6 separate regions of the Homo sapiens genome follow, and all the other regions are linked to region 1. A link is a loop called in an ENCODE intact Hi-C map of the cell type or tissue named here. Cell type or tissue: K562. All regions are shown on one strand.

Evidence for each region. A loop is a pair of places that touch in the nucleus more often than their neighbours do. Peaks named below come from ENCODE experiments on the same cell type or tissue, not always from the same donor. Only the 100,000 strongest peaks of a DNase experiment are listed, where the experiment ranks them.
Region 2: a loop joins it to region 1, with 5 times the contacts of the local background. A loop is called at or near these places in 2 of 110 quality-filtered maps.
Region 3: a loop joins it to region 1, with 11 times the contacts of the local background. A loop is called at or near these places in 37 of 110 quality-filtered maps.
Region 4: a loop joins it to region 1, with 4 times the contacts of the local background. A loop is called at or near these places in 49 of 110 quality-filtered maps.
Region 5: a loop joins it to region 1, with 5 times the contacts of the local background. A loop is called at or near these places in 52 of 110 quality-filtered maps.
Region 6: it touches region 1 in a loop (4-fold over the local background); 2 of 110 quality-filtered maps call a loop at or near these places.

Annotation. Positions count from the first base shown.
Region 1 is chr1:241,894,043-241,899,042 of GRCh38, reverse strand. LOC124904604 (a long non-coding RNA gene) reads right to left here and starts at 2,826. Exons shown (of 4, transcript XR_007067056.1): 1 at 2,441-2,826; 2 at 2,011-2,084. RefSeq lists silencers at 3,710-3,910, 4,750-4,950. In K562, a CTCF peak has its summit at 2,493 (motif pointing left); a DNase peak (open chromatin) is centred at 2,502.
Region 2 is chr1:242,126,603-242,131,602 of GRCh38, reverse strand. All of the region lies in intron 5 of PLD5 (phospholipase D family member 5), which reads left to right. Among named protein-coding and RNA genes, the nearest start is that of MAP1LC3C, 130 kb to the right of the region's middle. In K562, a CTCF peak has its summit at 2,278 (motif pointing right); no DNase peak of the experiment used is centred here.
Region 3 is chr1:242,015,440-242,020,439 of GRCh38, reverse strand. No RefSeq gene overlaps it. Among named protein-coding and RNA genes, the nearest start is that of MAP1LC3C, 19 kb to the right of the region's middle. In K562, CTCF peaks have their summits at 411 (motif pointing left) and 2,628 (motif pointing right); DNase peaks (open chromatin) are centred at 419 and 2,659.
Region 4 is chr1:241,984,049-241,989,048 of GRCh38, reverse strand. No RefSeq gene overlaps it. Among named protein-coding and RNA genes, the nearest start is that of MAP1LC3C, 13 kb to the left of the region's middle. In K562, CTCF peaks have their summits at 3,034 (motif pointing right) and 4,597; a DNase peak (open chromatin) is centred at 3,008; H3K27me3 peaks cover 1,395 bases.
Region 5 is chr1:241,996,495-242,001,494 of GRCh38, reverse strand. MAP1LC3C (microtubule associated protein 1 light chain 3 gamma) reads left to right here and starts at 2,397. Exons shown (of 4, transcript NM_001004343.3): 1 at 2,397-2,544; 2 at 2,664-2,719; 3 at 2,875-2,981. The coding sequence starts at 2,487. RefSeq lists an enhancer at 1,887-2,412. In K562, a CTCF peak has its summit at 2,829; a DNase peak (open chromatin) is centred at 2,964; H3K4me3 peaks cover 578 bases; H3K27me3 peaks cover 2,248 bases.
Region 6 is chr1:241,955,344-241,960,343 of GRCh38, reverse strand. It overlaps BECN2 (beclin 2), which reads right to left and starts at 2,577. Exons shown (of 1, transcript NM_001290693.1): 1 at 1,282-2,577. The coding sequence starts at 2,577. The coding sequence ends at 1,282. In K562, CTCF peaks have their summits at 1,927 and 2,355; a DNase peak (open chromatin) is centred at 1,933; H3K27me3 peaks cover 3,978 bases.

The DNA of each region.
Region 1 (5,000 bases):
GAAGGCAAACAGGCTGCCTCCAGCTCCTCTGGGCTATCAGGGGAGATAATTTAAGGTCCTACTGGCTGGGTGCAGTGGCTCACGCCTGTAATCCTAGCACTTTGGGAGGCTGAGGCAGGTGGATCACTTGTGGTCGGGAGTTCGAGACCAGCCTGGCCAACATGGCGAAACCTTGTCTCCACTAAAAATACAAAAATTAGCCAGGTGTGGTGGCGTGTGCCTGTAATCCCAGCTCCTTGAAAGGTTGAGGCAGGAGAATCGCTTGAACCCCATAGGCGGAGGTTGCAGCGAAGCGAGATCGCTCCACTACACTTCAGCCTGGGCAGCAGAGAGAGACTCAAAAAAAACCAAAAAAATTTAAGGTCCTACCTCACAGCTCCCACAATCCACTGTCATAGTAGTGCCTTGTCTCCTTTCATGAGTCAGCTTTGCAGGTGTTTGTGTCTTATCCCTGGGGATGAAAAAAGATGTTCTGACACCAATAACTCTAACACAAGTCTGGAAAACAATTTGGAATCTGGGTTGCAGAAGGTAGCAGACACTAATGGAGCTCCAAGCCCATTTTTCTAAGATCCAGAGCAATTTCTTGCTTTCTGCACCTCTTGCATTTATTGTAATGTACTCCCAAGAAACCTGGCCATTAGCTCTGTATCTGCTTAAGAAACCTCCACTTTCAGAATCTTCAAGGCTGGAAGGAGAATGCAGCACCAGTCAGGTACCGTGACCTGAAGGTTGGCACCTTCGGAATTTTCCCAGCCGGATCCCAGCCATGTCTCTTCAGGAAACATAGGATTTGGAACCTGACAGCTTGAATGGGACATTCAACGTTTGGATTCTGAAGAATTCCAAACGTTCTTCAGGAATATTCGCTATAGATAAAAGTTTTATTCTGAATAATAAGAATGTGGAAGGCTGACCATATTTTACATTAATATTGTCCAATATGTTTATGTTGAACTTTTCTTCTACACATGAAATCTGAATTGCTCTGACTCATTACCTGCGAACATTTCCTTTCCACTGTGGGGCACACAGAAGTAACCAGGAGGCTGGGCGCCGTGGCTCACGCCTGTAATCCCAGCACTTTGGGAGGCTGAGCAGGCAGATCACCTGAGGTTGGGAGTTCGAGACCAGCCTGACCAACATGGAGAAACCCCATCCCTACTAAAAATACAAAATTAGCCAGGCGTGATGGCGGGTGCCTGTAATCCTAGCTACTTGGGAAGCTGAGGCAGGAGAATCGTTTGAACCCGGGAGGTGGAGGTTGCAGTGAGCCGAGATCACGCCATTGCACTCCAGCAGCCTGGGCAACAAGAGTGAGACTCTGTCTCAAAAAAAAAAAAAAAAAAAAAGTAACCAGGACACAGCACCTAACATTCCTGGGTGCAACACTGGATCGTTCTTTTCTCGTTTCAGTTATCTGCATTCGCTGAGCCATTTGCTACTTGTGTCTAATTTGATCTAAGTCAAAAGCATACCTGATAAAATGCCCTAGCAGGAAATTGTATCCCAGAATGATTTACATCATGGAATGGAGTAACCTAATGCTTCCAAGGAAGACTGCCAGGCATTTCCCCCTCTTTCAGTCCCCTTTCTATGAATTGACTTTATATATTTTTTTCTGGCTAGTAAAATTATTAAAACATTCCTCCTTTGGCTTAATAAATTAGCTTTAAAATCTTAATTGCCGCTGGGCACAGTGGGTCATGCTTGTAATCCCAGCACTTTGGGAGGCCAAGGTGGGTGGATGACTTGAGGTCAGGAGCTCCAGACCAGCCTGGTCGACATAGCAAAACCCCGTCTCTACTAAAAATACAAAAAATTAGCCGGGCATGGTGGCATGCGTCTGTACTCCTAGCTACTCAGGAGGCTGAGGCAGGAGAATCTCTTGAACCTGGGAGGCGGAGGTTGCAGTGAGCTGAAATCACGCCGCTGCTTTCCAGTCTGGGTGGAGTCTCAAAAAATAATAATAAAATTAAAAACTAATTAATTAATTAAAATATTAATTACCATGAAGTCTTGTGAGGCTCTTCACTTTTTTGAAAGTACAGTACTGAAATATTCAATGCAGCATTCTTTGAATACTGAAAAAAGATAAATAATCTAAATGTCATTAAGAAACAAGTAAATTATGACACATGCATTTTAAAGAGTTAAGAGAAGTATATTAATATCCACAAATTTCTTATACATACATAGATATTAATGATGTTCAAATTATATGCAGATTGAAAAAATTAGTTGCAGAAGTTGTGTTTTCAAAGTCTCAGAAAACAACCTGATAACAGGGGAGGAAACTAGGATTAGCATACTAATCAAAAGTGACTTGAAATTGATCTGTAATGTTGGACTTTTTATGTGGGAATATATTTGTGTGCTACTTGTATAATTAAGATAAATAAAAATAAAACATTGTATAAAAAAGTGGTTTTACAATAACCTCAAAGGTGCCTGGAAGGTCTCTGAGGCCATTCAGGTGTGGAGGAGCTGCCCTCTTGTGGAGTTTTGGAGTAGTTTTTACTCCCGAATCAAAGAATTTACTGTGTGTTTTCATTCAGAAAACACTGGAGTGCCAATTTCAGACTTAGAGATCAATCTCTCATGATTGTCCTGTAAGAAAAAAGACAGTAAAGGTTTCGTGGCTTTCCAAAGGTCACTTAGAGTTTCAGGCAAGTCATAATTACAGACCAAGTCTTCTGATTCCTAGCTGGTTCTTTCAACTATTCTGCCTCCCCTAAAGCATGAGCCAGTTAACTGTTAAATAAAACCCACTGTGGCCGGGCGTGGTGGCTCATCCCTGTAATCCCAGCACTTTGGGAGACTGAGGCGAGTGGATCACGAGGTCAGGAGATCGAGACCATCCTGGTCAACATGGTGAAACGCCATCTCTACTAAAATACAAAATTTAGCCAGGCATGATGGCACTCTCCTGTAGTCCCAGCTACTCGGGAGGCTGAGACAGGGGACTCACTTGAACCCGGGAGGTGGAGATTGCAGTGAGCTGAGATCATGCCACTGCACTCCAGTCTGGCAACAGAGCAAGACTCCGTCTCAAATAAATAAATAAATAAAACACACTGAAATGTGTTTAGAAAGACTTCAGGTGCTATACAACATACAGTACCTGGTATGAGAAGTCACTGAATAATAAGAATGTGGAAGGGTGACCAGATCACCAAGGTCTTTCTGGGTTTTTGAGAAACAAGGATGGACAATGCTTTTATTTTGTACTGGATTGTAAAATTTAATTTTAAAAATCTTGTTTTTTTTTTTTTTTTTTTTTTTTTGAGACAGAGTTTCACTCTTGTAGCCCAGGCTGGAGTGCAGTGGTGTGATCTTGGCTCACTGTAAACTCTGCCTGTCTCTTGGGTTCAAGCGATTCTCCTATCTCAGCCTCCCAAGTAGCTGGGATTACAGGTGCGTGCCACCACGTCTGGCTAATTTTGTATTTTTAGTAGAGATGGAGTTTCACCATGTTGGCCAGGCTGGTCTTGAACTCCTGACCTCAGGTGATCCGCCTGCCTCAGCCTCCCAAAGTGCTGAGATTACAGGCAGGAGTCACCATGCTCGGCCTTAAAAGATCTTGTTATTGGGGTAAAATATACATAATTTTTATCATCTTAACAATTGTAAGGGGATGATTAAGTGGCATTAAGTACCTTCATATTGTGCAACCATCACCACCATCCATCTTCAGAATTTTCCATTGTAAAACTGAACTGACATATTTAATAGAAGCATTACCCTCAAAGCTGCATCTAGCCATTAAGCAACATCTGAATGTAATAAGTTGAGTATTGGGGCAGAATAGGGAAGTGACCAGGACTTGTCTCTAGCCACAGATGACTCACTTACCTGTTTCAAATATGTGATTATGCTACGGCCCAGTTAATTCTTCTGGTCATGTTATATATAGCTGTATCCCTAGACTTCTCTAGCCTGAGATGATCAAGGAATGAATAAAGGGTGATGATGGGTCCTCTATGACCCGTTAAAAAACAAAGATTTGGGACTTTATTTCTGCCTAGGATGGAGGAAGCTGGAAAAAAGATTCATTCTCACATTAGTAACAAGAAAAACTGGATAATCTACAAAATCATAACTTTCCTTTAAATCATTAGAGGGCTGGGCTGGGTGCGGTGGCCTGTAATCCCAACACTTTGGGAGTCTGAGGCGGGCAGATCACTTGAGGTCAGGAGTTCGAGACCAGCCTGGCCAACATGGTGAAACTAAAAATACAAAAATTAGCCAGGCGTGGTGGCAGGTGCCTGTAATCCCAGCTACTTGGGAGGCTGAGGCAGAAGAATAGTTTGAGCCTGGGAGTCAGAGGTTGCAGTGAGCCAAGATCATGCCACTGCACTCCAGCTCGGGTGACAGAGTGAGACTTCGTCTCAAAAAAATAAAAAATAAAAAATAAAATAAAATCATTAGAGGGCTAAGATTGCAGGGCAAAAGTAGCCTGAACTCTAAGGATAGATGGGATGGCCCAAGGACAGCCACAATGCTAGCACTGGCTTATCTGGGACACAGCATGGAAGGATGATGGGGCCTCTGTATAACAGAGTAAGAATTCAACTAAAGTTTTTTCTTTGCTAGTTTTTGTTTGGTGTTTTTGTTTTGTTTTGTTTTGTTTTTGACAGGTCTCATTCTGTCACCGGGGCTGGAGTTGAGTGATGTAATCATGGCTTACTGCAGCCTTGACCACCTGGGCTCAAGCGATCCTCCCACCTGAGCCTCCCGAGTCTGAATTTTGCTAGTTGTACACTCATGCTTCATTCAGTTCAACATGTTCCACTGTCCTCTGAATCTCCTGCAATGTAGCAGGCAGCTGAACCCAGAGGCATAATCAGACTCATTTCTAATCTCTGTGGCAAAACTATAGGTGATGTTGAGCCCTTTCATTAGCAGGCATAAAATGTCTGGTTGTCTTTCTTTTTTTTTGAGACAAGGTCTTGCTCTGTCATCCAGGGTGGAGTGCAGTGGCACAATCACAGCTCACT
Region 2 (5,000 bases), 230 kb before region 1:
AAGACCCTTAATCTCTTTGTACCTCGGTTTTCTTACTGTGAAATGGGTTGTCGTGAGGTTTAAATGCATGTAGACATATGAAGCCTTGAGAACAGTACCTGGAGCACAGCGAGCACTATAATTAATTAGCATTGCTTCTCTTGTTATCAATCGACCACACAGGGACAACTAACATCTCCTTGGATTGTATGAAACCCAAACCCTCCCACCAAAGTCCCCCGTACTTCAAAATGTCATAGTGCAAGAGAGAGAACGGAACCACTGACATAACTTGAGTTTTTTTGCTGTTGTTTTTTTTGAGACAGAGTCTCACTCTGTTGCCAGGCTGAAGTGCAGTGGCACAATCTCGGTTCACTGCAACCTCTGCCTCCCAGGTTCAAGCAATTCTCCTGCCTCAGCCTCCCAAGTAGCTGGGATTACAGGCACAAGCCACCATGCCCAGCTAATTTTTTTGTATTTTTAGTAGAGATGAGGTTTCACCATGTTGGCCAGGATGGTCTCCATCTCTTGATCTAGTGATCCGCCCACCTCGGCCTCCCAAAGTGCTGGGATTACAGGCGTGAGTCACCGCGCCCGGCCATAACTTGAGTTTTCAATAAAATGACTATCCTGATAACAGCTTCTTGACAGTGGACTACAGTTGTTGAGACCTTAATTAAGCCTCTCTCAGCTCCATGGGTTCATCACTAACAATATGCCCACTTTGTAAAAAAAAAGAAATCGATCTCTTCCAAAGAATAATTAGCTATAAATATCCAGCTTTTTCAGGATGATTTTCTTCAAACGGTTGAACCATTCAGTCAATCATTTAACTTAATTTTGACTGCATAAATCAACTGTGTGATTGAACTAGGAAGTCAGAGCAGCCCATCAGGATGCTCTGTGGCGTGTGGTCGGCCACAGAGGCTGGACAGGGCTGAGCAACCTATCGCCAGGCAGAGGGCTGATCCTTGGCAAGTCCTCAGATAACTATTTAAAATTAAAAAAATAATAGATGTTTGTGAGGGTATGGAGAAAAGGGAATCCTTATACACTGTTGGTGGGAATGTAAGTTAATACAACCTCTATGGAAACAGTGTGGAGATTTCTCGAAGAACTAAAAATAGAATTACCATTCGATCCAGCAATCCCACTACTGTGTATCTACGCATAGCAAAAGAAGTCATTATATCAAAAAGAAAGGTGCCTTTGTATGTTTATCATAGCACAATTCACAGTAGCAAAGATGTGGAATCAAAGTATTCATCAACAGGCCTGGTGCGGTGGCTTATGCATGTAATCCCAGCACTTTGGGAGGCCAAGGCGGGTGGATCACCTGAGGTCAGGAGTTTGAGACCAGCCTGGCCAACGTGGTGAAACCCTGTCTCTACTCAAAATACAAAAATCAGCTACATGTGGTGGCGGGAGCCTGTAATCACAGCTACTTGGGAGGCTGAGGCAGGAGAATCACTTGAACCTGGGAGGCAGAGGTTGCAGTGAGCCAAGATCGCTCCATTGCACTCCAGCCTGGGCGACAGAGTGAGACTCCATCTCAAAAAAAAAAAAAAAGATGTTCATCAACAGATGATTGGATAAAGAAAATGTGGTATATATACACAATGGAATACTATTTAGCCACAAAAAAGAATGAAATCATGTCTTTTATAGCAACATGGATGGAACTGGAGGCCACTATCTTAAGTGAAACAACTCAGAAATGCAAAATCAAGCACCACACATTATCACTTATAAGTGGAAGCTAAATAGTGTGTACACATGGACATAGAGAGTAGAATAATTGACATTGGAGATTCAGAAGGGTGAGAGCATAGGAGCGGGATGAAGGATGAGAAATTAATGAGTACAATGTATACTATCCAGGTGATGATGGTTACAATAAAAGTCCCCACTTCACCACTGAGCAAAATATCCACGTGACAAAACAGCCTTGTACTCCTTAAGTTCATTTTTAAAAATTAAGAATTTGTCAGCAAATCAGTCAGACCTTCAGCTTCTTTTCCCTTTAATAATCTAGACATAGAAATTCATCAGCAACCCAGATCTCTATATTATTTTTCCCATTGCCAGCATTTTAAAATTTGTCATAAATCTGTCCTGAATTTCTTGCTGTGGGCGAAAAAGCTGCAAAACAAAAGCCAGTTTTGTTCCATTTTGTTTGGTTGGTTTTTTTTCCATCATCGACAGCAGCCTGAACTAATACGTAAAACTAGAAATAGGCTTGAGTCATTCTAGGGTAGAGGAAGATATTCAGAGGAAATGTAATTCTCTTTACATCTCTAGAGGGCAGTGCTTGGCTTCTTGCCTTGACTCCAGGTCCTAAAGCTGTAATGTAGCCACAGAATGGAATGATGTCAGAGGTTGCAAATAAAACCTCACAGCAATCAGCAGCTTAGTTTATGCGACAGGGGAAATGGAACACTAAATCTTTGTTTAGAATAGAGTTATTAAAAATCGGAGAAAATCTAGACAGTACCCAGGGAGACGGTGCCCAGTTGCATCTTGATGGTGATAAATGGTTCATAAGGAGAGTCTTGGGGTAGATACATGCTGAGAATGTTCATAAATATTCTTCCCTCCATCTGATCCTGCCTAAAGGGACAAACATCACTCAGAATGATGGTGCCGTTACAGAAGCGTTTTTATGTTCCTCTTCCCAATTTTCCATTAGCTAATGCGGTTTGAGCCAGGCACTGAGCTAATATTTGCCTGTGCCTTTTCATTTATTCTTCACAGCAATCTTATGAAATATACCAATCTTCGGATGGAGGAAGTGAAGAGCTGAAGTGCCTTGCCCGTGGTGGAGCTAGTCTGTCTCCAGAGCCTGCTCCATAGGTGACTTGCTACATCCTAACTAGGCCATATTGGTCTCTCTCTAGTTTCTGTGCTCCCTGGGCAGGGAGGAGCTATCAGAGTTGGCATCCTGGTACCCTTCTGGGTGTCAGTTTTCAAAATAATAGTTATCCAGAATAATCACATCCTATCATATTGAAGAGCAGTTGTCTTTCTTCAGATTGGTGGAGCTTGCAATAGTTGTTTTTGTTTGCTTGATTTTCGTCTTCAACAGCAGCCTGAACGTGCTGTGACTACTTCATTTAATATCATTCTACACATCAGGAGAGAGTCAGCAGGGAGTGTGGCAGGGGCAGCTGCTTTGATCCACGGCCACTGCCTTTGCCTTTCATCTGCCCCAGCCTCAGTAGAGAGGGCAAACATCCACATGAAGATTAGCAGACAAATACTTCTGAGAAACAAGGTGGATAGGGAAATAGCATGGTTTTTTTTTTTTCTTTCTTTCCTTGAGACAGGATCTTGCTCTGTTGCCCAGGCTAGAGTGCAGTAGGGCAATCACTGTTCACTGCAGCCTTGAACTCCTGGGCTCAAGGGATCCTCCCACCTCAGCTGACCAAGTGGCTGGGATTACAGATTTGTGCCTCCACACCAAGCTCATTTTTTATTTTTTTGTAAAGACATGGTCTCACGATATTGCCCAGACTGTTTTTGAACAAACAATCCTCCCATGCCTGACTTTAAATAGCATATTCTCATGCAAGCTTTGAGCAGTTTTCCAAGCATTAGTGTTTGCCACGTGTGAGCAAATGACCTGAAAACACCACGGGTCTGACATGGAGAAACCAAAGGAAATCAGAGAGACCTGAACATAGTAAAAGTGAACTATGGCCACTGAATTTGCCTTTTGGACTCAAAAGTCAAATGATTCCCTTGATATCTGCTTTCGTGGAGGCCTATCTCTGGCTCTACTAGGCTTGAATAGCATTGATTTCGTTATATTTATTTATATTCCATAAGTCTTTGAGCAACTGGTGGTATTTGATTACACAAGTTCTTTAGTGGTGATTTGTGAGATTTTGGTGCGCTCATCACCCAAGCAGTGTACATTGAACCCAATTTGTAGCCTTTTATCCCTCACCCCCTTCCCTTCCCCCATGTCTCCCAAGTCCCCAAAGTCTGTCATATCATTCTTATGCCTTTGCATCCTCATAGTTTGGCTCCCACATATGAGTGAGAACATATGATGTTTGGTTTTCCATTCCTGAGTTACTCCACTTAGAATAATAGGCCCCCAATCCCATCCAGGTTGCTGTGAATGCCATTAATTCATTCCTTTTTATGGCTGAGTAGTATTCCAACATATGCATATATATCACAGTTTCTTTATCCACTCGTTGATTGATGGGCATTTGGGTTGGCTCCACATTTTTGCAGTTGCAGACTGTGCTGCTATAAACATGGATGTGCAAGTATTTTTTCGTATAATGATTTCTTTTCCTCTGGGTAGATACCAGTAGTGGGATTGCTGGATCCAATGGTAGTTCTACTTTTAATTCTTTAAGGAATCTCCACACTGTTTTCCATAGTGGTTGTACTAGTTTACATTCCCTCCAGCGGTGTAGAAGCGTTCCCTGTTCATCACATCCACGCCAACATCTATTATTTTTTTATTTTTTGATTATAGCCATTCTTGCAGGAGTAAGGTGGTATCACATTGTGGCTTTGGTTTGCATTTCCCTGATCATTAGTGATGTTGAGCACTCTTTCATATGTTTGTTGGCCATTTGTATATCTTCTTTTGAGAATTGTCTACCCATGTCCTTAGCCTACTTTTTTATGGGGTTGTTTTTTTCTTGCTAATTTGAGTTCATTGTAGATTCTTGATATTAGTCCATTGTCAGATGTATAGATTGTGAAGATTTTCCCCCACTCTGTGAGTTGTCTGTTTATTCTGCTGACTGTTCCTTTTGCCATGCAAAAGCTCTTTAGTTTAATTAAGTCCCGGCTATTTATTTTTGTTTTTATTGCATTTGCTTTTGGGTACTTGTTCATGAAATCCTTGCCTAAGCCAATGTCTAGAAGGGTTTTTCCAGTGTTATGTTCTAGAATCTTTGTGGTTTCAGGTCTTAGAGTTAAGCCCTTGACCCACCTTGAGTTGATTTTTGTAGAAGGTGAGAGATAAGGATCCAGTTTCATTCTCCTACAGTGTC
Region 3 (5,000 bases), 120 kb before region 1:
TGAAGGACTTAATTTCGAGGATGGCATCAGCAAAATTTTGCTTAATAAAATCGTTAATTTCAGATTAATCCCTACCTCACTACACCTAATTTATCTCACACAGTTCTCAGAATGCAAATTAATATTAACCATAGACAATTAAAAAGGCAAACAGACTGGGAAAATGTCACATGATAAATTCCTAAGTCAACTACAAATTATTTGCACGTTATCCCCAGACATTGTCTCCTCCCATAAAAATGAGTAATTAAAAGTTGACACTAACACCAAGAAAAGTCTGGTTGATACTTTGTTTCAAATGGTTGAGATTAATGAATACAGTAACACAAGATTTGCTTTCATATTAAAATCGAGGTGAAATTTGGAACAACATAGGCCAGGAATTTTCTGTTGACCATCAAGTGTGGTGTGACATCTAGTGGCCAAATTACCAACTTTATTTCTTCCTTCCTGGCTTGATTTAAACATACTAGATACAATGTACCTTGAGGCCAATAAACATTGAGAAACCACTATGTGTTAAAAGTTAAATTGACTGTAGGGAGAGTCAAGTGAAAAATGTGTTGCCTCTGATTCTCTTGGAGCTTGCAGACTCAGTAGAAGGTGGAAAGACAAATATTTAGATATTCTTTTTTTTTTTTTTTTTTTTTAAGAGTCTCGCTCTGTCGCCCAGACTGGAGTGCAGTGTCACGATCTCGGCTCACTGCAACCTCCGCCTCCCAGGTTCACACCATTCTCCTGCCTGTACTAGCTGGGACTACAGGCTCCCACCACCATGCCCGACTAATTTTTTGTATTTTTAGTAGAGACGGGGTTTCACCGTGTTAGCCAGGATGATCTGATCTCTTGACCTTGGATCCACCCGCCTCAGCCTCCCAAAGTGCTGGGTTTTACAGGCGTGAGCCACTGCGCCCGGCCTCGTATTTAGATATTCTAATAGTGGGCAGATGATTGCAGTACTTGCTACGACTCTTTTTCCACCTTCTAGCAGGTGTTAGGCAACCAAATGGAAATGAGGGAGCCCTGGGCTGAAGATACAGATTTGAGATCCGTTAGTGAGCAGGTTACTGTTGAGACTTGAGTGTGGAGGATACACAGGAACGCTTAGCACTGTGACTGATACAGAACAGTTTCTCAACAAATATTCGCTACCATGAAAAAGCATCCAATCAAAAGTGTCAAATGCTGTGATTGCAAGAGGAGGACCCATGGGAGAGTTCCAAGTACTACTTGTATGGAAACGCCTGGGCTTGATAAAACAATAGTGTTAAACCGCAGATGCTAGCCAATACACATTGCATTACAGCTGAATTATGTAAACTTTTGGTGTTTCTAATATTCTAAATTGGGTGCCTTTGTGGAAATTGCTCATCTTCTCGGAGGTACCTGCCTAACTGGTTGAAAGACAAGAACACCACCACCTCTCAGAAATGCCGTGCAGATCAACTGAGACAATGTGTCAAGAACATTTGTAAGAGACCGGGCACAGTGGCTCATGCCTGTAATCCCAACAATTTGGGAGGCTGAAGGGGGCAGATCACTTGAAGTCAGGAGTTCAAGACCAGCCTAACCAACAGTGGCGAAACCTCGTCTCCACTGAAAACACAAAACAATTAGCCAGGTGTGGTGGCGCACGCCTGTAATCCCAGCTAATCAGGAGGCTGAGGTGGGAGGATCACTTGAACCCTGGAAGTGGAGGTTGCAGTGAGCCAAGATTATACCACTGCACTCAAAAAAAAAGGAGAAAGATTTTTAAGCCATAAACTACTATACTCACATGAAGTGTCTGTATTAAGTGAGCAGCCATGAGACTTATTGCACATAAAGGAAATGCTTAAATACATCAAATCATAACCCAAAATGAGGCTACACAGGAAAATCATCTCATTCAAATGTATCAACTTATCAAAAATGGCTTTTTAAACTCTTGTCAATTTTGAGTATTTCTTGCTGAATTTTTAATATATTTTGTAAGTTCAGGCCGGGTGCAGTGGCTCATGCCTATAATCCCAGCACTTTGGGAGGCCTAGTCAGGCAGATCACCTGCGGTCAGGAGTTCGAGACCAGGCTGGCCAACATGGTGAAACCTTGTTTCTACTAAAAATACAAAAAAAAAAAAATTAGCCAGGCATGGTGGCACATGCCTGTAATCTCAGCTACTCGGGAGGCTGACACAGAACAATCACTTGAACCCAGGAGGCAGAGGTTGCAGTGAGCTGAGACTACGCCACTGCACTCCAGCATGGGCGACAAAAAAAAAAAAAAAAAAAAAAAAGTTTGTGTTCTGGAAAAAATAGAAATAATATTTCAAATATTTTAAAAGAAATAAGAACTATCTAGAATTAATTCTATCACATGGAATACCAAATTTTAGGCTGGGAAATGTAATGGAAGTGTTTTATTTCATAACAGAATTTTTGCTTCGAATTTTTACCAATTTGGGGAGAAATTTTTTAAAGCATTAACTTTAACGTTTAGAATTTCATCTTCAGTAACTGAGAATGGAACATTCATGTCAATGCTGTTAAAACCACAGTCAGGAAATTTGTTCAATGTGATCATTTGTCACTTGGTCAATTTGCAGAGTTGGCTCTATTTGCAGTAACTCGATGTAGCCAACATGAGGAACAGCAGAGGGCAACAAAGAGTCAGTAGCCGGGTGGAGGGCGGGGGCACATTTTACCCATTGTGCGTATGTCCAAGCAGCAGTTTGGTCTTCGTGTACCTCAGTAGTAGTTTATTTTATTTATTTTATTTTATTTTATTTTATTTTATTTTATTTTATTTTATTTTATTATTTTATTTTATTTTTGGTAAGCGCATGGCCCCATCACATTTGAAGATAATTCAAATTTTTATTTTTTAAGTGTTTTTGTTTGTTTGTTTTATGACACAAAGTCTCACTCTGTCACCCAGGCTGGAGTGCAGTGCTGCGATCTCGGCTCACTGCAACCTCCGCCTCCTGGGTTCAAGCGATTCTCCTGCCTCAGCCTCCCAAGTAGCTGGGACTACAGGCGCCCGCCACCACGCCCGGCTAATTTTTTGTGTTTTTAGTAGAGATGGGGTTTCACCGTGTTAGCCAGGATGGTCTCGATCTCCTGACCTTATTATCTGCCCACCTTGGCCTCCCAAAGAGCTGGGATTACAGGCGTGAACCACCGTGCCTGGCCTATAATTCAAATTTTTAGTCTAATATATCAGTCCAGGCTGGGCACGGTGGCTCATGCCTATAATCCCAGCACTTTGGGAGGCCCAAATGGGTAGATCACCTGAGGTCAGGAGTTTGAGACCAGCCTGGCCAATATGGTGAAACCCTGTCTCTACTAAAAATACAAAAATTAGCCAGGCATGGTGGCACGTGCCTGTAGTCCCAGCTACTTGGGAGGCTGAGACAGGAGAATTGCTTGAACCAGGGAAGTGGAAATTGCAGTAAATCAAGATCGCACCACTGCACTCCAGCCTGGCAGGCAGAGCACTCTGTCTAAATATATATCCAAAGTAGATTGTGTTAGTAATTTTATTCACCAAAACACCAAAAATCCATATACCAAAGCCAAGACTTTAAAGAGAGAGATTTAAAGGTGGTCTGGCCACCCTTGGATGGTTTTAAGTACATGCTATTCCATGATTTGAATCATTCTGTAATACTCTCCACCCAGGAGAGGAACATTCCCAGCTGTGTAGCTGTGTTCTTGGCTTAAACAGAGCTTCTGAAGCTTGGAAACAAATAACCCAGTTGATGCACAATTGAGAACATAAACAGAGAAGAAATGATCCACTCATACCTTCCCAATGAGGGAAGAGGCTGTATCAAGCACATCTTTGCATATTGCACAATTCTCACTAATTGTTGGTTGAGAGTAAGCCAAATCCATTCATATTTACTGAGCCCATGAGCACATTCAAAGTTAAATATAAATGCACCTGGCAATGCCATAACTACAGAAGATATTTTAGGGTAAAAGATATTGCCTGGAATAAGATCCATGCAAGATTGAAAGGAAACACCAAGAGCATCTAAGATGCAAGGATAAAACTTCAAGGTTTGGAGGAGGAAATTGGAATGGGTGCTGATGGGGCAAGGAGGAGCTGGGATGGAGGGTTTGTTGTGCAGGATGAGACACAGTGTTGGAGGGATTGAGATCAGACCGTGAAGAGTCCTGCCTGGGATTTGCAGTTGACCCTAGGTGTGAGGAGTCATATTTAGGAGTTTTGTTTTTTCCTTAGATTTCTCTGTCCCTCAATTTCCTGTTTCGGGGGCAACAGCTATGTGTGATGAGCAGGGAGATTTATATAGGGATGGCCCAGACTGAGTAGATAGGACATATATCTCTGAATCTCTCCTCTTTACATCTAATCCTTTCCTTGTCGTAGAGAGAATCTTGGAGGCTCCCAGCAAACCGGACAAGGCCAAACAGGACACGCTGATGATGTCAATGACTGAAGAAAAACCCTTTTCTACCCAGGTGCGGTGACTCACACCTGTAATCCCAGCACTATGGGAGGCCAAGTCAAGAGAATCGCTTGAGCCTAGGAGTTCAAGGCCAGCCTGGGCAACATAGCAAGATGCTGTCTCTACAAAAATAAACGTAAAAAAAAAATAAACATTTTCCACAACCTCTCCTGCCTTCCCCTTTTTCTCCATTCCTAAGTTATCTTTCATTCCCCATATCATAGTCTGCAGGTTGAGAAACTCCTTGTTATTTTAGAAAGGGTACACAGGAACAGAAGAGAGTTAGACAGAGGCCAGGTTATGGGGGTCTTTGTCAACTGGAATAACAATATGATATCTAAAGTAACCAGCAGTGCTTTTATTTAAAAATAGTATTTATTTGGCCGGGTGCGGTGGCTCATGCCTGTAATCCCAGCACTCTGGGAGGCCGAGGCGGGCAGATCACGAGGTCAGGAGATGGAGACCATCCTGGCTAACACGGTGAAACCCCGTCTCTACTAAAAATACAAAAAATTAGCCGGGCATGGTGGTGGGTGCCTGTAGTTCC
Region 4 (5,000 bases), 90 kb before region 1:
GCTACAGTGACAGCGTTGAGTACTTGCCACAGAGACCATAAAATCTGCAAAGCCTAAGATATTTACTATCTGACCTTTTACAGAAAAAGTTTGCTGACCTCTGTTCTAGGTTTACAGTAATAGTTCTATCAAGATATCCTGGGGAATAAATCACAATAGAAAGGGTCTTTTAGGGCTGGGCGCAGTGATTCATGCCTGTAATCCCAGCACTTTGGGAGGCTGAGGCCGGTGGATCACCTGAGGTCAGGAGTTCGAGATGAGCCTGGCCAACATGGCAAAACTCTGTCTCTACTAAAAATACAAAAATTAACCGGGCATGGTGACGCGTGCCTGTAATCTCAGCTACTTGGAAGCTGAGGCAGGAACAATCACTTGAACCTGGGAGGTGGAGGTTGCAGTGAGCTGAGATCGTGCCACTGCACTCCAGCCTGGGTGACAGAGCGAGATTCTGTCTCGAAAGAAAGAAAGAGAGAGAGAGAGAAAGGAGGGAGGGAGGGAGGAAGGAAAGAAAGAAAGAAAGGGTCTTTTTGTTGTTGTTTTGGTCTCGCATGAGATAAGAAGAAAAGCATTGCCAAGTCTACTTGGCTGGCTGATTTCTGTCCTGCCAAGCCCTTGCCTGGAAGAGTTAATGCAGGCAGAGTTCTTCACAACTCAAAAGGCCTTCTTAGTCTCACAAGTCTCTTCAATATCCCCTCACCTTTCCTTTGCTGCTAAACTACATACAGGAGGGTCTTTTATGTAGGTGTTATTTTTGGGGTTTTTTTGTGTGGTTTTTGTTTGTTTGTTTGTTTGTTTTGACACGGACACGGAGTCTCGCTCTGTCGCCCAGGCTGGAGTGTAGTGGCGCGATCTCAGCTCACTGCAAGCTCCGCCTCCCGGGTTCACGCCATTCTCCTGCCTCAGCCTCCCGAGTAGCTGGGACTACAGGTGCCCACCACCAAGCCTAGCTAATTTTTTGTATTTTTTAGTAGAGGCGGGGTTTCACTGTGTTAGCCAGGATGGTCTCGATCTCCTGACCTCGTGATCCACCTGCCTCGGCCTCCTAAAGTGCTAGGATTACAGGCGTGAGCCACCATGCCCGGCTGTAGGTGGTTTTTTATAAGTTGATGTGTCAGTTATGTTGGCTGTGTTGTATTTAATCTTTTTTTTTTTCTTTTTTGAGACAGGGTCTCAGTCACACTGTCGCCCAGGCTGCAGTGCAGTGGTGGGATCAAAGCTCCCTGCTGGGCCTCCCAAAGTGCCAGGATTACAGGCATGAGCCACTGCACCTGGCGGGAGGTTTTTTATTTTTTATATTTTTATGTAAAAAAAATTCTTTTAGAGCCAGAGTCTCTGTCGCCCAGGTTGGAATGCAGTGGCACAATCTCGGCTCACTGCAACCTCTGCTTCCTGGGTTCAAGTGATTCTCATGCCTCAGCCTCCTGAGTAGCTTGGATTACAGGCACGCACCACCACACCCAGCTAATTTTTTGTATTTTTAGTAGAGACAGGGTTTCACCATGCTGGTCAGGCTAGTCTCAAACTCCTGAGCTCAGGCAATCCGCCCACCTCGGGCTCCCGAAGTGCTAGGATTACAGGCATCAGCCACCACACCTTGCCTGTATGGGAGATTTCTAAGTGTGTATTGTTTTCTTCCACAAACAAAAGAAGCTAGTTCAGGCCGGGCCCAGTGGCTCACACCTGTAATCGCAGCACTTTGGGAGGCCAACGATGGCCGATTACTTGAGGTCAGGAGTTCGAGACCAGCCTAGCCAACATGGTGAAACCTGTCTCTACCAAAAATACAAAAATTAGCCAGGCATGGTGATGCATACCTGTAATCCCAGCTACTTGGGAGCCTGAGGCAGGAGAATCGCTTGAACCCTGGAGGGTGGAGGTTGCAGTGAGCCGAGATCGTGCCACTGCACTCCAGCCTGGGCAACAGAGTGAGACCTGGCCACCAAAAAAAAAAAAAAACTAGTTCACACTTATTTTTCGGCAAACTCCAGGTTAGAAGACCTGAGCTTCTCGCAGAAGGTGAACCCAAGTTATCATCTAGGACAGAGTCTCCCAACTTCTGTGCAATTGACATTTGGGAAAATAATTCTTTGTTATGGGAGGCTGCCGTGTGCATTGTAAGATGTTCAGCAGCATCCCTCCCTGGCCTCTATTTACTAGATGCCAATAGCACTGCTCCCCCCATAGGATACCAAAAATGTTCCTAGATGTTGCCAGATGTTGGAGGAGGGCAAATTGCCCCCGGCTGAGAACCACTGGTCTAGACTTCACTCTAGACCCTGAGGGTGGTCTATAGACTAGCAGCATCAACATCACCTGATATGAAGTTAAAAATGCAGAATCTCAGGTTCTTCCAAACTACTGAATCAAAATCTGCAACTTATCAAGCTGCCCAGGCGATTGCTAATGTGCATAGGAATTCTGAATCTGAAGAATATGATTCCTGTGCACATTAGGGATCACCTGGGGAGCTTGATCAATTGCAGATTTTGTGTTCGAAAAGCGCAGGGCCGAACAGTGTTGGGTGGTAACACTGTGGCTGCTTTCTCCTCCTGCCCGCTGGAAAAAGGCCATCATTATGCTGCATCTATATTCATCCTGATTCCGGTTCAAACACAAGACAACATATTGAGCACATTCCTTGGCCCAATACTGCATTTAGAGACAGCATAGTGTCCTGGGAAGTGCTGGAGCTTTGTCATCAGACAGACCTGGGTTCAAAAGGAGGGTCTGCCCTGCCTTGCCCTGTCCTGGGGGATCATTTAATCCCTGCTCCAGGTTCTTCATCTGAAAACCCCTAGTCGAGGCTTCAGAATAGAAAGTCCTTCAGAACAGCCCATCATGAAGAGATTGGTACACTTTTAGCTTCAAAGTTTTCGTATCATTTATATGTTCCTCACAAGCGATGAGATCTCAACCGCACCAAGTTTCCAACCAACAGGACTGTACTACCTGGAATAGCTTCCTCTGTCAGGAAAGCTCCAGCTAGTTCAGAAGTGTCTCCTTCGACCTTTAAGTCAATGCCGACAAAAACCAGCAGGTGGCAACAGCTTGGCTTCTTTGAGTTTGGAAATGGCCAAGCAGTTTGTGGTCAATAAAAATAAATTCTCCCCAACTAATTAATTAATTCTCCCCAATTAATTAATTTTTTTTAGACGGAGTCTCGCTGTGTTGACCAGGCTGGAGTGCAGTGGCGCCATCTCGGCTCACGGCAACCTCTGCCTCCTGGGTTCAAGTGATTCTCCTGCCTCAGCCTCCCAAGTAGCAGGAATTACAGGCATGCACCACTACGCCTAGCTAATTTTTGCATTTTTAGTAGAGACAGGTTTCATCATGTTGGCCAGGCTGGTTTCCAACTCCTGACCTCAAATGATCCACCCGCCTTGGCATCCCAAAGTGCTGAGATTACAGGCGTGAGCCACTGCGCCAGGCCTCATTTTATTTTTATATGCCACTTTTACCAAAAGATAAACACTGCCTGAAAATCTAGAAAACATAGCCACCACCATGCCACTGATACACCAAGCTATGGTATTAGAATGCCTTGTCAGTTCCAGAATCAGATTAACACCTCAACTCATCAGTGTAGACTCCTGAATCAACGGGAAATAAGAATCTAAAAGTGGGCGGGGTGGGTGGTGGGGGTGGTCCAGGTTCTTCCTTCAATTGATCTTGGTTCCAGAGTAACTTAAGTCCGGGCACGGTGGCTCATGCGTGTAATCCCAGCACTTTGGGAGGCTGAGGCAGATGGATCACTGGATGTCAGGAGTTCAAGACCAGTCTGGCCAACATGGTGAAACCCTGTTTCTACTAAAACTACAAAATAAAAAAGTAGCTGGGGCTGGATGCAGTGGCTCACGCCTATAATCCTTGCACTTTGGGAGGCCGAGGCGGGCAGATCACCTGAGGTTGGAAGTTCGAGACTGGCCTGACCAACATGGAGAAACCCTGTCTCTACTAAAAATACAAAATTAGCTGGGCGTGGTGGCACATGCCTGTAATCCCAGCTACTCAGGAGGCTGAGGCAGGAGAATCACTTGAACCCAGGAGGCAGAGGTTGCAGTGAGCCGAGATCACGCCACTGCACTCCAGCCTGGGCGACAAGAGCGAAACTCCGTCTCAAAGGAAAAGTAACTTGGTATTTAGAGAAGGATACAGGCTGGGCATGGTGACTCATGCCTGTAATCACAGCACTTTGGGAGGCAGAGGCAGGAGGATTGCTTGAGGCTAGGAGTTTGAGGCCAGCCTGGGCAACATAGTGAGACCCCATCTCTAAAGAAAAAAAAATTATTTAAAAAAATTTTTTAAAGGAGAGGGATGCTCTCAATAGGAGACAGAAGGTTTTCAATTACTGAAAACGACCAGCCCCAATTGTAAAACAAAATGGACAGTGTCTTGTGGATTTAAATGACACGGTCTTCTAAGTGCCATATTTTCTGGGAACAGCCCCTTGCTTTGGCCCTCAAAGATGTTGCAATGGCTTTGCATGCCACATCCTAACATTTCACGAGCTGGCCCTACTCAGTGGCTCATTCAGTCTGGCCCACAGCCTGCTTCTCCAGCGTTTTGACGTCACTGCTCACAGTGCTTCCTCTTTTGCCTAGAGTGTGCTCCCTCTAGGGATGAGCTCCTTCCACTCATTTTTCAAGGTTCAAGGCAATATCTTGGCTTGGTTATGTGCTCCTTCCATTTGACTCAGTATTTATTTAGGATCTACAATGGCCCTAGAACTCTTAGTCAATATTCACTAAGTCCTTGAAAGAGTTTATGCATGTATGTTTACATGTATGTATTTTTAGAGATGGGGGCTGGGCGTGGTGGCCCAAGCCTGTAATCCCAGCACTTTGGGAGGCCGAAGCAGGTGGATCACTTGAGGTCATGGGTTTGGGACCAGCCTGGCCAACATGGTGAAACCCTGCCTCTACTAAAAATACGAAAATTAGCCAGGTGTGGTGGCACATGCCTGTAGTCCCAGCTATATAGGAGGCTGAGGCAGGAGAATT
Region 5 (5,000 bases), 100 kb before region 1:
TACAGGTACCCACCACCATGCCTGGCAAATTATTGTATTTATAGTGAAGACGGGGGTTTCACCATGATGGCCAAGTGGATCTTGAACTCCTGACCTCAGGTGATCTGCCCACCTCCGCCTCCTAAAGTACTGGGATTACAGGTGTGAGCCACTGCACCTGGTGGAATCCTTGGAATTTTCAAAGTGGTAAGTGTCTTTTTTTATTTTTATTTTTTTCTGAGGTGGAGTCTCGCTCCGTTGCCCAGGCTGGAGTGCAGTGGCACAATCTCAGCTTACTGCAAGCTCCACCTCCCAGGTTCAAGCCATTCTCCTACCTCAGTCTCCCTAGTAGCTGGGATTACAGGCACCCACCACAACGCCCAGCTAATTTTTTTGTATTTTAGTAGAGACAGGGTTTCATGATGTTGGCCAAGCTGGTCTCAAACTCCTGACCTCAAGTGATCCGCCCACCTTGGTCTCCCAAAGTGCTGGGATTACAGGCATGAGCCACCATGCCCGGCAATAAGTGTCTTTTTTTAGTTCATCAGTTGACTGACGGCTAGCAGTCCCTGGGTAGCTTTGGATGGGGGCTGGTCGCCAGAAAGACAAAGGTGAGATTAGAGGGTTGGAATTTTTAGCCCCACCTCCAGCCTCTGGGGAGGGTAGAGGGGTTGAAAGTTAAATTGATTACCAGTGGCCAATGGTTTAATCAATCTTGCTTACATAATGAAGCCTCCGTAAAAACCCAAAAGGCCTAGGTTCTGCTAGCTGAACACGTGGAGGTTCCTGGAGGGTGGTATGCCCTTCCCCCATACCTCGCTATGCATCTCTTCATCTGTACCCTTTGTGATATCCTCTGTAATAAGCCGGTAAAAGTGTTTCCCTGAGTTCTGTGAGTCATTCTAGCCAATTAATGAAACCCAAGGCGGGGGCTGTGGGAAGCCTGACTTATGTCCCATAGATCAGAAGCACAGGGAAAACAAGCTAGGGGCTGGGCGCAGTGGCTCACGCATGAGATCCCAGCTCTTTGGGAGGCCAAGGCAGGAGGATCACAAGGTCAGGAGTTTCAGACCAGCCTAGCCAACATGGCGAAACCCCCTCTCTACTAAAAACACACAAATTAGCCAGGCATGGTGTCATGTGCCTGTAATCCCAGCTACTCGGGAGAAATCGCTTGAACTCAGGAGGCAGAGATTGCAGTGAGCTGAGATCGTGCCACTACATTCCAGCCTGGGCAACAGAGCAAGACTCTGTTTCAAACAAGCAAAAAAACAACAAACACAACTTGGGGCTTGCAATCGGCATTGAAAGTGGGGGACAGTCTTGTGGGACAGAGCCCTCAGCCCGATCTGATGCTGTCTCCAGGTAGACAGTGTCAGAGTTGGATTGGAGGACACCTAGCTGGTGTCCACTGTAGAAGTGATTGCTCGGTGTATGGGGAACCCCCACCCACCCACACACACACACACACATCTAGTGTCAAAAGTGATCTGTGTTGTGAGAATATAGGAGAAATGGAGTTTGGTTTCCCCTATGTATGACCAGAGACCCAGTTTCTTAACTCTAAAAGCAAGATCTTGGGGACAATTGTCCTTCCTTCCTTCTTTTATCCCAGAGAAAACTAAGTGACAGAATATACTGGAGTGTAGTACTTGGACTTCCTTGTAACAACTCTGGGTTTTTTTTGTTTTGTTTTGTTTTGTTTTGAGATGAAGTTTCGCTCTTGTTGCCGAGGCTGGAGTGCAATGGTGTGACCTGAGCTCACTACAACCTCCGCATCCTGGGTTCAAGCGATTCTCTTGCCTCAGCCTCCTGAGTAGGTGGGATTACAGGTGCCAGCCACCACGTCCGGCTAATTTTTGTATTTTTAGTAGAGATGGGGTTTCAGCATGTTGGCCAGGTGATCCACCCGCCTCGGCCTCCCACGTGCTGGGATTACAGGCGTGGGCCACTGCACCCAGTGTACAGCTCTAGGTTTTAATCCATACCGCTTCTCTTACTTGCTGTGTGCCCTCGAGCAAATCACTTCACCTTTCTTAGTATAGGTTTCCTTCTGTGATAAAGGGCATGGACCATTGTGAGAACTACACAGCACACTTCAGGCTGAGGTGGATCCAGCTTGGACCCCCCCTTGCTACTGAAGGGCAAAAACATCCCAGCACAAGGCAGTTTTACCTCTCCACAGTCCGCTGCCCAGCCAATGATTTTATTACAAACCCTAATTTCTTTTGCAAAGAAACATCTTGAACTGGTCATGAACAAAGTGGCTTTCTCTGACCAGCAAGCAGGTGGCGATTCCATTTCCATCAGAACTGACCTCCTGCTGCCCAGGGAGGGGGAGTGGGGAGAGGGGAGGGAGAGGAGAGGCCTGATGTCACTCAGCCCTACATAAGGGCCTCCTTCAGGCTCCTGCAGGCAGTTTGGAAGCAGCTGGAGGAATGAGTTAGGTTCCCGGTTGCGGGACAGTTTTTTTTTCTTTTTTAAAACAGACACAGCTACTGAGTGCAATGCCGCCTCCACAGAAAATCCCAAGCGTCAGACCCTTCAAGCAGAGGAAAAGCTTGGGTAAATTTCTTGGGGTAGCTTTCTGGGTTATCTAAAGAGAGGAGCGGATCTGGCCTTCTCTTGATCTTTGCTTCTTTTCTTGATCTTTGCTTCTTCTCTTGTGCTTGAAATATTCACAGCAATCAGACAAGAGGAAGTTGCTGGAATCCGGGCAAAGTTCCCCAACAAAATCCCGGTAAGACACCACTGGACTTCCGCTGGGGGGCGTGGGGGTGGGGTTCCGATCCTGTTCTCTGAAAAACCAAGAGCAGCCAACAGCTTCCCTCTGTCTGTTCCAAGTTCCTAACACTCACGCTGAGTCACATTCTTAAGGACTGACACTCTTGACAGGTGGTAGTGGAGCGCTACCCCAGGGAGACGTTCCTGCCCCCGCTGGACAAAACCAAGTTCCTGGTCCCGCAGGAGCTGACCATGACCCAGTTCCTCAGCATCATCCGGTAGGTGGCGCAGAGCGTGCCCCGGAGGAAGGTGCGCTGGGTGCGCCGGGGCTGTTGGGCTTTCTTCGTTTGGCAGTTTTATTTTGGGGATGGGGGCACGTCAGGGGAAGAGAGGAAAGAGATTTTTTTGAAGTCACCTTTTAGATTCACTAGTACCCTGAAAAGATGCTCTTAGAATTACTCTATTTTAAACCCCGGGCGGAGTGGCTCATGCCTGTAATCCCAGCACTCTGGGAGGCTGAGGCAGGTGGATCGCAGAGGTCAGGAGTTTGAGACCAGCCTGGCCAACGTGGTGAAACCCTGTCTCTACTAAAAATACAAAAATTAGCTAGGCGTGGTGGCGGGTGCCTGTAATCCTAGCTACTTGGGAGGCTGAGGCAGGAGAATCGCTTGAACCTGGGAGGCGGAGGTTACAGTGAGCCGAGACTGTTCCACTGCACTCCTGGGCAACAAGAGTGAAACTCTGTCTCAAAAAAAAAAAAAAAAAAAAAAGAATTACTCTATTTTAAACAGGTAAGGAGAATCCCTCAGACAACGACAACAACAAAAAAGACCTGCCAACATTTCTAAGAATTTCCTAAAGTAGTTAGTCTTGGCTCTCAAGCTAGGCCGGGAGATCCTTTCTTTCAGATCTTGTGTGAAACCGAGTCTGCGCGTCCGTTGCAGAGACCAGCACCTTTTCCAAGTGTATGTGTGCCTAGGGGTGGGGACTTCTCCCCAAAGGAAACGTTCCCTGCTCAGAACACTGAGAGAGAAAAGCATCCCCCAAACACACTCCTCCCTTGGTTAAGCCAGAGGTACAGCAAAGAACAGGCAGCTATTCTTAAAGCATAAAGGACATCACTTGACACATGGATTCAGTAAAAAATGATTTGGGAGTAAAGTAAATATACCCGATGAGTAAGTTTTCAACAGGGTTGAAAAGTGCTTGGAAGCTGCATCGCTGTTGCAGCCTGTTTTTTTGAGAACACACGATGAATGAGTGTCTTTTTATTTTGCTTTATTTAGCTCTGTCGCCTAGGCTGGAGTGCAGTGGTGTGAACCTAGTTCACTGCAGCCTTGGCCTTCTGGGCTCAGGCGATCCTCCCATCTCAGCCTCCTGAGTAGCTGGGACTACAGGAAAGCACCACCGTGCCCGGCTAATTTTAAAAATGTTCTGTAGAGATGGGGGTCTCACGATGTTGCCCAGGCCTCTTTTTATTTTGTTTTACTGAGTTAAGAGCATTCTGATTTCCTCTCTCTAGGCAAACTTACATGTTAAAGTTAGTTCAGTGTGAATGGAAGATGGCCAAGGGAGAATGAAAGTTAGGATTAGGGCCAGGCGCAGTGGCTCACACTGTAATCCCAGCACTTTGGGAAGCCAAGGCAGGGCAGATTACCTGAGGTCAGGAGTTCAAGAGCAGCCTGGCCAACATGGCAAAACCCCGTCTCTACTAAAAATACAAAAATTACCCAGGTGTGGTGTTGCGTGCCTGTCATCCCAGCTACTTGGGAGGTTGAGGCAGGGGAATCAAAAAAAAAAAGTGAAATATCAGCGAGACTGTGCATCACCTTTGTACTTCTAGGGAAATAGCTTTAATTTCTTTTCTTTTTTTTTTTTTTTTGAGACGCAGTCTTGCTCTGTCACCAGGCTGGAGTACAGTGGCGCAATTTCGGCTCACTGCAACCTCCGCCTCCTGGTTCTCCTGCCTCAGCCTCCCGAGTAGCTGGGACTACAGGTTCACGCCACCACACCCAGCTAATTTTTGTATTTTTAGTACAGACCAGGTTTCACCATGTTGGCCAGGATGGCCTCGATTTCTTGACCTCGTGAGCTGCCTGCCTCAGCTTCCCAAAGTGCTGGGATTAGAGGTGTGAGCCACTGCATCCAGCCCAATAGCTTTAATTTCATAGCAAATGGAAGTTATTTGCTTAGCATTTTTGTGTTGTCATGTTTCCTCAACCTGTTTGTGTTGTCATATTTCATCCATGGAATGGCCTCACCCTTTTGACCCAAATGGGAAGCCTTGTAGTTCCTAA
Region 6 (5,000 bases), 61 kb before region 1:
AAAAAATTAAATTAATTTAAAAATTTTTCCTTAAGATGGGGTCGCCCTATGTTGCCCAGGCTGGTCTCAGAACTCCTGGGCTCAAGCATTTCTCCCTCCTCCACCTCTCAAAGTGCTAGGATTCAATCTTCAGCTTTCTGGAAGGGTTCACCTCAAGACCCCTTAATTTATCTACCAGCCAATGTTACCAGTCACTTCCTGGCCACCCCAGCCCCTCACCTCACAGTTAATCTCAACATCATGACACAGTCCAGTAAGACTCACCTTTCACTTTGAACATGTCGAAATTTATTGAAAGTTTCTCAAGGATGAAGAGGAGGGGCTTACACTATGCATCACAACAAAAACGAAATTTTTGAGTATTCTCTCCCCTGCCCCCGACTTCAATGTTCCATTACATACATCCATGGCCCAAAATGTTTTTAAATTAAAAAATTGGAAACCTCCACCTTGCTCCTCACCGTGCCCTTTCCTCCCCACACTTAGTCCTTGCCTCTGTGTCCCTTTATCCCTTTATGCAGGAATAATCTTAGCCTCTTGTAATTTAATTTTTCCTGTCATTTTGAATGTTCGGGTGGAGAAGGGGAGTGGAAGTTACAAGGAAGAAGGGACAAAGGTGTGTTGGGGAAGACTTATCTGATAATATATTTATAGTACTTTAGAAAAAAAGAAAGTGGGCTGGGCGGGGTGGCTCATGCCCGTAATCCCAGCACTTTGGGAGTCCAAGGCGGGCGGATCACCTGAGATCAGGAGGTTGAGACCAGCCTGGCCAACATGGCAAAACCCCGTCTCTACTAAAAATACAAAAATTAGCTGGGTGTGGTGGTGCGTGCCTGTAATCCCAGCTACTCGGCAGGCTGAGGCAGAAGAATTGCCTGAACCCAGGAGGTGGAGGTTGCAATGAGCCAAGATTGTTCCCCTGCACTCCAGCACTCCAGCCTGGGCCACAGAGTGAGACTCTGCCTCAAAAAAAAAAAGAAAAGAAAAAAAAAAGAAGGTCGGGTGTGGTGACTGACGCCTATAATCCCAGCATTTTGGGAGGCCGTGAGGCGAGTGGATCACCTGAGGTCAGGAGTTCAAGGCCAGCCTGGTCAACATGGCAAAACCCCGTCTCTACTAAAAATACAAAAATTAGCCATGTGTGATGGCAGGCGCCTGTAATCCCAGCTACTCAGGAGGCTGAGGCAGGAGAATCGCTTGAACCCAGGAGGCGGAGGTTGCAGTGAGCTGAGATGGCGCCACTGCACTCCAGCCTGGGTGACAGAGCAAGACTCAAGAAAGCTACTTTTGATACCTTGAGGCAACCCAGATGAGACTCCACTTGAAATTTATAAGCATGAACTTGAGTGCCTTTGTCCACAGCTCCTGCGTGTTCAGATGGGTTCTGATGGAATAGCATTCCCCTCGGCCGCCAACGTCCTCCATCAGGCCTGTCTCCACCTGGATCCCGTAGGGCAGAGAGAGGCCCAGCTCACCCTTCTCAGCCTCTTCCTTGAACTGCTGCATGCAGTCCAGGAAGGCCACCATCGCGCGGTCATACTTGTTATTGAGGAAAACATCCTGCCCCCCATAACAGAACAACGGCAGCTCAGTGCGGTCATCTGTTAAAGACTTCAGATACGAATGGTTTCCGCAGGGGATGAGTCGATACCTCTGAAACTGCAGTCCAATTGTATTGGCCAGGGTAAGGAGCAGCAAGGCCGCCTGTCCCCAGGCAGTGTTAATCTCATTCCAGCCCACACGGACAGTGGGGAGGCGGCCCAACCTGAAGTTATTGATGACGCCCAAGGGGCCCTCCACCCAGATCTCAAACGTGGCGGTGAAACAGTTGATTTCCTTCAGCCGGTCCCTCTGGACCCTGGCATACTGCAGCTGGTTCTCCACGTTCCCCAGCTGATCAAGCAGTTCCAGCTGCTGCCGCTTCAAGGCACTGTAGTCCCTGTAGTGCTGCCTCTCCTGCTGGTCCAGCTCCGCAGCCTCTGCCTGGGCTGCCTGGAGATCCGCCGCTGCTCTTGCATTGTTCCTGTCCACATCCTCCAGCTCCTGCACCAGCCTGGCCTCCTCCAGCTCCAGGTCCCGCAGCTCCGCCCGCAGCGCCGCCGCCTCGTCCTCGCTGGTCGCCAGCTCCCCGGTCTCCAGGCAGCGTTGGTAGTTCTGACTGTCAGCTTCTGTGAGAGCGAGCTGGATGTCCAGCTGCTCTAAAAGACTGTCGGTGCATTCTTCACACAGGGGATGGTCCACAACTGCTTGGCCAGAGACTATGTCAAAAATGTCACCAGCTGCCTTCTGGATGCTACTGAGCATGTGCATGGCGCCAAGCTCCCCCAGCAGGGTGAAGATGTTGGCATGGCCCTTGGACACACTGCCATCGCCTGGAGGGGATCTGCTAGAGGCACCGTCCTGTTGCTCCTCAGCGTCTGTCACCTCCCTGGTGGTGACGCCGGGCTCCCGGGTGTCTCCGGGCTCAGCCTGCCCAGAGGTGGGCGCCGGGGCTGCAGGGAGGCTCCTAGACTCCGAGGAGCCGCTCAGCTTCAGGGCCTGGTGGCAGCGCTGGCACAGGAAGCGGATGGAAGACATGGCTAAGGGCCTGACTGCCGCCTTGAGTCTAAGTTTCCTCTGGCTCCCAGTTACTTATCATTTTATACCTTTTCAGGTCTTTCTAGAAGAGTGATCCTTTTAAAATGCACATGTCATCTTATCACTGTCCTACTGAAAACCCTACAATGGTACCCTCCTTCGGTACCTGTAGACCTCCTTCAGCTCCTTACAGACCAGGGATTATTTCCAAAAGGAAAATCTGATCATCTCCTTTTCCTCCTGTACCATGTCCAAGGCACGCCTTAAGCGTAATCTTGCTAAAACTAAAATCTCATCATGGCACTGCCCTCCTTAAAATGTTTAACACCCTTATCTAACCTTAAGATCGAGTCCAATCAGCTTTGGCAGAGGGCGTTGGCTCACGCCTGTAATCCCGGTACATTGGGAGGCCGAGGCGGAAGGATCGCTCGAGGCCAGTAGTCCTAGAATACCCTGGGCTAGATAAGCAGACCCCTTCACTACAAAAAGTGAAAAAATTAGCCAGGTGGGGTGGCCACTTACAGTCCCAGCTACTGAAAAGGGTGAGGTGGGAGGATTGCTTCAGAGCTTGAGGTTGCAGTGAGCTATGGTCCACTACACTCCTGCCTGGGCAACAGAGTGAGACCCTGTCTCCAACCCCGACCCTCTCATCCCCATGCCCCTTTTACACACACACACACACACACACACACACACACACACACACACACACACATACACACACACAGATTTTTTAAAAAAGAAAAGTTCAGGCTGGGTGCGGTGGCTCACGCCTGTAATCCCAGCACTTTGGGAGGCCGAAGTGGGTGGATCACCTGAAGTCAGGAGTTTGAGACCATCCTGGCCAACATGACGAAACCCCGTCTCTACTAAAAATACAAAAATTAGTCGGATGTGGTGATGGGTGTTTGTAATCCCAGCTATGCAGGAGGCTGAGGCAGGAGAATTGCTGGAACCCAGGAGGTGGAGGTTGCAGTGAGCCGAGATCACACCACTTTACTCCAGCCTAGGTGACAGAGAGAAACTCCGTCTCAAAAAAAAAAAAAAGGGAACGTTCAATCATTTTAACCTAACACCAAGGCCGGGGCCCATCTTTCTGGCTTCTTCTCTCCCCATTTCCTGCTCTCCTGAGCCGTGGGCTCCTCTGTGTTACTAGCTACATGCATGCTAGTTACATTTCGGTTCTTCCAGCATGTAACATTGTTCCCTCTAACTGGAACACTCTTCCTTCCCCTCTCCACCTGGCCAAGTCACTCATCCTCTAGGGCTGATTAATTGCTAAATCCACAGTGAACAGTAGATTATTGTTTTATGTTTTTTGAACGATTGATCTGTCTCCTAATCAATTGTGGTTGCCTCTCATGTTTGGCCCACTTGGAGGTTCTAGGGAATAATGAAGGGCCTGAAAAGGGGTAGGGGTTCTGCAGTCAACTGCCAGAGGATGCTTCTGTTATTGATTCAGGAATATTTCAGAGAGGCCATTTTCTCCAAGAAACTTCCCTGGCCCCCAATTTAAGGCTGTCTGCTCTTGTGACAAACTTTTTTTTTTTTTTTCAGATGGAGTTCTCTCTGTCACCCAGGCTGGGGTGCAGAGGCACAATTTCAGCTCACGGTAACCTTCGTGTCCAGGGTTCAAGTGATTGTCCTATCTCAGCCTCCTGAGTAGCTGGGACTAAGGGCGTGTACCACCCCGCCCGGCAAATTTTTGTATTTTTAGTAGAGCTGGGCTTTTGCCATGTTGCCCAGGCTGGTTGAACTGTTGACCTCAAGTGATCCTCCTGCCTCGGCCTCCTAAAGTGCTGGGATTACAGGCATGAGCCACTGCACACCTGGCCACACTTAACTTTGATTTTTGTTTCATTTCGTTTTGTTTTTCTTTTTCTTTTTGGTGGAGTCTCCCTCTGTCACCCAGGCTGGAGTGCAGTGGTGCAATTATAGGCTCACTGCAAACTCCACCTCGGGGTTCAAGTGATTCTCCTGCCTCAGCCTCCCAAGTATCTGGGACTACAGGCACATGCCACCATGACTGGCTAATTTTTGTATTTTCAGTGGAGACAGGGTTTCACCATGTTGGCCAGGCTAGTCTCGAGCTCCTGGCCTCAAATATTCTGCCCACCTTGGCATCCCAGAGTGCTGGGATTACAGGTGTGAGCCACCGCACCCAGCCCCTGGGGTCACGGTTGGAAGGGATCCTCACAGAATCTGTCTTTCCTCACCCTGACACTTCTCCCTACAGGGTAGAGGAGCAGCAGAATGAGGTTGAAACTGCTTTCAATGCCGTGGTCAGTTCTGAGTCCTGATTCATTCTCCGGAAGTAGAATGGCAAAGTAAATTCTCTGGTAATGGCTATGCCTTATTTTAATTATGCTTTCATGAAAACCAAACAAAAATTGAGCCACATGGCTTTTGAGCTGGAGTCACCG